Linked DNA regions of Mus musculus: region 1 is linked to region 2. The links are chromatin loops, found by intact Hi-C in ENCODE. Cell type or tissue: heart. All regions are shown on one strand. Each heading gives the region's core, and the rest is flanking DNA. Links, peaks and the distances in the headings are about the cores only. Region 1 has its middle 13 kb from the start of Gm13710. Region 2 has its middle 58 kb from the start of Ctnnd1.

Region 1 (2,913 bases), core at 292-2,791, 72 kb before region 2:
TTGTTTCCACTCATCATGAGTTATTAGCAGATTTTAAGTGAATTAGTAATTTCTTGATTCTTCTCCCAAACACTAGACCTCACCGTCCTCTTAAAGGCAAAGCCTGTCAATGGCCAGGCAGAGGGATAGATGGGAGGATGAGAGATTTTTAAAAGATTACATCATGTTTTGCTTATGAATACCAAAATAAGAAGAAAGCTAGAAAAGAATGTGAAACCTTTCTCCTTAGGAGAAAAAAGAGCATGAATGTCTCATGAAATTTTTTATTATGCTTTGTTATAAATCAAAACTACCTCCACAGGATACAGAGATCTTTTCTGTCTCCCCAAGAAACAGTCAGTAAAGTTGTCATTACTCATTATTCCTTTCTTACAATGGATTTGTTTTGGGGGATGTGATACAAGTTTCTGCTTCAAGGTGGGTGTAGGGTCAAGAGCAGAGATTACTCACAGTGCCCGGCTCTGCTGAGTTACAAGAATAGCCTATTGTATTCCGCAGCCCCGGAGTCCTTATCTCTGCTTAAAGAGAACAGAAAATGTGCAACCTTGAAATACAGAGGCCCATTCACTTTTGTAGGTGAAACCAAAAGAGCCTTGTACTGTTTTAGAAATAAATGAAGTCCCAGTTGGCTAGCGGATACCAAGGGAAGACAACAGCCTATTGAAAGGTAAATTCATCCTTTGTACAAATAACCAAACTTGAATACCAAAACTAGTTCGGAACTCACACACCCATTTAAGATGACTCTAAGCTTGGTGTAGTATGTCTCATTCCTTCAGCTGAAAGGTCTAATTGTCTTTGAGACAGCCTATATCTATGATCCTAGAGCCCCGTGTTTTACGTTGTTTCCACTACAGTTCCCTCTCCAGACAGATCCACTCTTCCTGATTAGTGTAGCCTTCAATAAGAAAAGACAATCAATTCTCCGATTCATCACCTAGAATGAATCTCCTCTCTGGAGATTCTGGCTTTAATCATCTCCAGACCCTGCTCTTCCCCACGGCCCCGGCAGTCACAGCACTCCTTTGCTGCCGCATCTTTCCCTGTGGGTAACTTTGTGCTGGTTTGAACCTCTGGGAAAGTCAAATCTACAGGCATGCCTTTCCCCTTTAGAGACTGCCCCCAAAATAAATACAGAGATCTACTTTCCCTCTCAGCCTGCATTCCACAGGCTTTGCTTCTGTTTACACTCGGGAAACTGTTTCCGGGATTTGTCTGGAATAGGCCAGTGTTTGCTCCACGGTTTCAGTAGTCACCTTGTCTCCCTCACGTCAGATAGGCAGGTCAGTCTGGACTCTTAGGTTCTTGAGAGAGTGGAGTGGAAACTTGGCAGAGTACGTACCTGACCGTTGAAAAGAATTGAGACACACCAAACAAGGATGAAAGGGGAAAAGCTTAACGTATTCCACTGTGCCAGGTTAACCTTTGTTCATGGTTTGGCATGTGCCTTGTATGCCTTTCCTACTACGTATGAGGAGAGAAGGAAATGGGAGTGGTTCCAAGGCCAGCCAGGGCGACAATAAAGATAAACACCCGCACACGGCTCACAATTGGACTGTATAATGTGGCAGTGAATGGGGTCACTAGGGAAGAAGCGTGTGATGTCACAGCACAGGTGGGGATGCCAGGCCTTCAGAACGCGTTCATGGCTATGTCCATGGTGTACCCTCTGTCTTCTCTAAGTGCGCTGCCGATCTTTCTATGCCAGGCCTCCACCCCAGATCCCAAAGGCATTTCTTCACACAAACAAATCTCCCTCCTGGCAAGCCTTTGTTTTTACACAATAATTCCTCATGAGGTAGAAAACTAAAGAGGGGCTGGTCTCCTCCCTTTTCTTCTTGGGGTCGTCAGTTCTTTTTTGCTTTATTTTGTTTAATGTTTGTGAGTGTTTGCCTTTCATGCGTACATGCTCACTGTGACTGTGCCTGGTGCCTGCAGAGACCAGTAGAGGGTCCCCTGGAACTGTCTATATAGACAGTCCTGAACTACCATGTGGATGTTGGGAACCAAACTTGGGACCTCTTGCAAGAGCAGCAAGGGCTCTTACTTGCTGAGTTCTCTCTTCAGCTCCAAGTCACTTGTTCCTATTGGCCCTGCCAACTCCTTCACCTCTTGCCCTAAGAAACCCAAGAAAACCTAGGTGTAAAAGCAACTTAACTTTTATTCCCCTGTTATAGCTGTTGTCTGGGAGGCTTACTGCCTCCATCTGCTAATCTAGGCCTAGAATGGTTTCAGCCTCTGAGACTTGCTGCAGAGTAAGGTTCCCCTTTCTGGTTCTTTCTGAACTCTGGCTGGCTGGTTCAACTCAGCTGTTCTGGCTCAAACTCCCCTCCCAGCTGACTGATTTAAACTGGCTTCTCTCTTGGCCTTTGAATTGCCTCAAACTAACTTTTCTCATCATCTGTCTCCTTCTCATTCTCTGGTTCATTCTGTCTTTACCTGTGCCTAGCTTGTTCTCTGTAAAACTCTACCCTGCAAATCCGCCTCCTCCTCCCTCTCTGTACTGCGCCACTCCTCTCTCAACGCTACTGCTCTCCACCAACTCTACTGTATTCCTTCACTGTACTCTCTTCTTCCTCTACTGTCTCTCCCTTAAGTAGCTTCCTGTCTCGTGAAAGTCGGACCTACCTCCGCATTCTGTCAGATCTTTCTCTGATTCACTTTCAAACATGGGTGCTTCCTTCTACAAACTAGCTTGACTTTCATTGTTTGGGATCAAAGGTAAGTGCTAAGGGCTGAGCCACACCCTAACTAGAAACAGGTTCAAGTATCCTGTAACAGCCAGGGATCGGAGGAAGAAGAGTGTGAGAGGTTGATATTCTGAGCACTAGGCCAGAATTGGGTGGAAACAGGGAAGTGGAATCCAGCCAGAGAGCATACCTGGGCAGCCACAACAAAAGGGTGACATTAAAG
Region 2 (2,913 bases), core at 112-2,611:
ATAGTTTTGCAGTGTTCCATCTGACTTAAATGACTTCAAATCTTCAAGGAGCAGAATCCTAGCTATCCTTTAATGAGCCCAGTACACCTCAAAGATGCCGTGCTGCCCTTCTGGCAGTCGGCCTCTCTAGTACATGTTTAACAGTCACTATTCTAACAGTGCTTACCTTACTGACTCATTTATCTATGGCCTCCATCACCAGAAATGGAACGCTTAGGAACAGGAGGAGCCTTAAGCCCAAGCATCTGAATCAAATGGTTGTTGGACAAATATTTTCAGGATGCATGAAGTATGAAAGAAATTGGGGTTTTATTTAAGAGATCATTTTCCTTAAATGGATCCATTATAATGCAGTTTACAAAGCAACTGGGAATGAAGAAATCATTACTGGAATGTGTTACCAGAACTAAAGGGTTCTATGGGAAGTAAAAGTTGAACCAGAAGTGTGTTACAAATGTATCCAGTTAAGTACTAACTGTGTTCAGCAAGAAGAGCTTGGGGTCTCAAAACTAGACAGAAGACATGATGAGAATTTGGAGGAGCTAGGGTCCTTCCTAAAGATTGCATCAGACCCTGCTTAGATGTAGATAGTAGCTTTCTAGCAATTGGGTAGGATTCAATTGTAAATCCTCTTGTCTCTGTACTCACACAGTGCCAGGGGTATTAAGCCCGAAGATGCCCGACAGAAGAACTTATTTTCAATGAAATAAGGGTTTAAAACAAGTCAAATCTCCTTTGAGAGCTGGAAAGATGGCTCAACAGTTAAAGGTCCTTGCTGTTCTTGCAGAGAACCGAGCTCGAATCCCAGCACCCACACAGTAACTTAAAACAGTCTAATTAGTTATAGGGATCCAAGGCCCTCTTATGGCCTCTGTGGGGCACAGATACACATGTAAACAAAACACCCATATACATAAAATATTTAGAAGAAAAAAAATTCCCTTTGGTATGTTCTGAAGGAAACAGGAGGGAAGGAGGCTTAGCATCTCTGGCTAGGGGCACAGCTTCCATTCAAATCTTCTGGAAAAGGAAGCAAAGGGTCTGACAAGAGCTAGACCATAGGGAAGGGTGAGCAAGAAGGGTCACAACCAGCTCATCTTAAGGAGGGCTTGTCCCCTGAGGATGTAGCCTGTATGGTTTCCATAGCAGCCAGAAATGAGTGCTTCAGAAGCAGGAAGAAAACAGGCCTAAATAAAAATGTAACACAGACTAAGGCAAAACAGTCAGTCATTAGAAGCATAAAGCATGAACGAGCATATACAATCGTATATACAGATGCCACATGGAGAGTATGTGACACTACTGCTGAGCAGGTCTAGGTTATGAGAAAATGAAAATGCCTGAAAGCAGACAGGGAATGGACAACAGGAGTGGCAGTGGTGGCACACACCTTTAATCCCAGCACTCGGGAGGCAGAGGGAGGTGGATTTCTGAGTTCGAAGCCAGCCTGGTCTACAAAGTGAGTTCCAGGACAGCCAGGGCTATACAGAGAAACCCTGTCTCGAAAAATCCAAAAGAAAAAAAATAGTTATGTACACTCTCACAGATTAAGAATTTGTGTTGGGGCTCGAGAGATACTTCAGAGGCTAAAAGCACTGGTCGTTCTTCCCAAGGACCCAGGTTCAATTCCCAGCATCCACATGGCAGCTCGCGACTGACTCAAGTTGCAAGGGACCCAACACCATCATACAGATATGCATGCCAGGAAAATACCAATGTACATACAATAAAAATAAGTAAGGCATATAAAAGTGCTTAAAAAAAAGAATTTGTGTCTGACCTGAGGATTAAACTCAGAAACCACGCATAATAGGCATTTGCTCTATCTATCATTACCAAGCTAACTTTGGCTCCGAAACCACAATTCTGCAAAAAAGTCAAAATAGGAAGTAGTGTGAAGCTGGGATGTGACAAGTCAGAAGGTGCGTGCCCTTCTGCAGGAGGTGATGGCCTCTGACAGCACAGGGCACCCATGCGTTGTGGTTACTAGGCACTGCCCATTTGGAACCTTCTCCACCTTGGGCAGGGCGTTGCTGTGGAGAGCTGCACTGTAAAGGCACAGCTACAACCCGCATTGGTCCCATATAAGCCCTGCAAGTCTGCATTGTAGCAGTAAGTCTGCTGGGACAAAGAGGAAGCACGGGTTCTGCGTAAAAGACCCATGAGTTCCCACAGCAGCGTGCCAGTCTCCCACTAGAGAGAAAGCGGGAGAAGGAGGAGGAGAAGAGATAGGTGGAGACCATGGAAAGAGTGAGAGAGACCAGGACGAGGCAGGGCAGCCCAGCATACCATGTCTCCTGACAGATGACTGTCTCCACTTCTGTCATTCCGAATCTGAACCCAAGTTTAATACGCCAGGGGAAGAGAGTTAAACAGATTGAAACCGTCCTGTGATTCTAGAGCCCTGCCACCCTGTACTCATCACTGTTTCCTATTTCAGCTAGTGGCTGGTATCAGCCAGCAACCAGAAAAGCATCCTTAAGGATGCTTAAGTCATCTTCATTCTTGTGTTCCATTAATTTTGCCTTAAACCATTTGAAATCAGTAGTTTAAAAAAACAAAGGATTCAGGACTGGGCATGGTGGTTACCAGAATCTGTTGGCAGAGGAATGAGGACTGGCCCCAAGTTCAAGGTCTATACTACAAGTTCCTGGGCAGCAACAAGACCCTCTCTCAAAAAAACCCAAAACAACAACAACAACAACAACAACAACAACAACAAAAACAAAAATAGTACTAAAGATGTAGCACTGTAGGTAGTAAATTTAAAGCGCGCACCTAACACGCATGAAGTTCTCCATTCAATGCCTAACACCCCAAGCCAGACATAATAGTGCATACTTATAAACCCATTATAAGAGGTGAACACTCAGCCTTGGTTCCAAAACTAGTCCAAGGGAACCAACAAAAATG

What was found. A loop is a pair of places that touch in the nucleus more often than their neighbours do. Peaks named below come from ENCODE experiments on the same cell type or tissue, not always from the same donor. Only the 100,000 strongest peaks of a DNase experiment are listed, where the experiment ranks them.
Region 1: it touches region 2 in a loop (1.8-fold over the local background); 3 of 42 quality-filtered maps call a loop at or near these places.

Annotation. Positions count from the first base shown.
Region 1 is chr2:84,518,432-84,521,344 of GRCm38, forward strand. No RefSeq gene overlaps it. Among named protein-coding and RNA genes, the nearest start is that of Gm13710, 13 kb to the left of the region's middle. RefSeq lists an enhancer at 1-2,372. In heart, for the core only: no CTCF peak of the experiment used is centred there; a DNase peak (open chromatin) is centred at 1,380; H3K4me3 peaks cover 1,052 bases; H3K27ac peaks cover 2,097 bases.
Region 2 is chr2:84,591,040-84,593,952 of GRCm38, forward strand. It overlaps a transcript of Ctnnd1 not described here. Among named protein-coding and RNA genes, the nearest start is that of Ctnnd1, 58 kb to the right of the region's middle. In heart, for the core only: no CTCF peak of the experiment used is centred there; no DNase peak of the experiment used is centred there.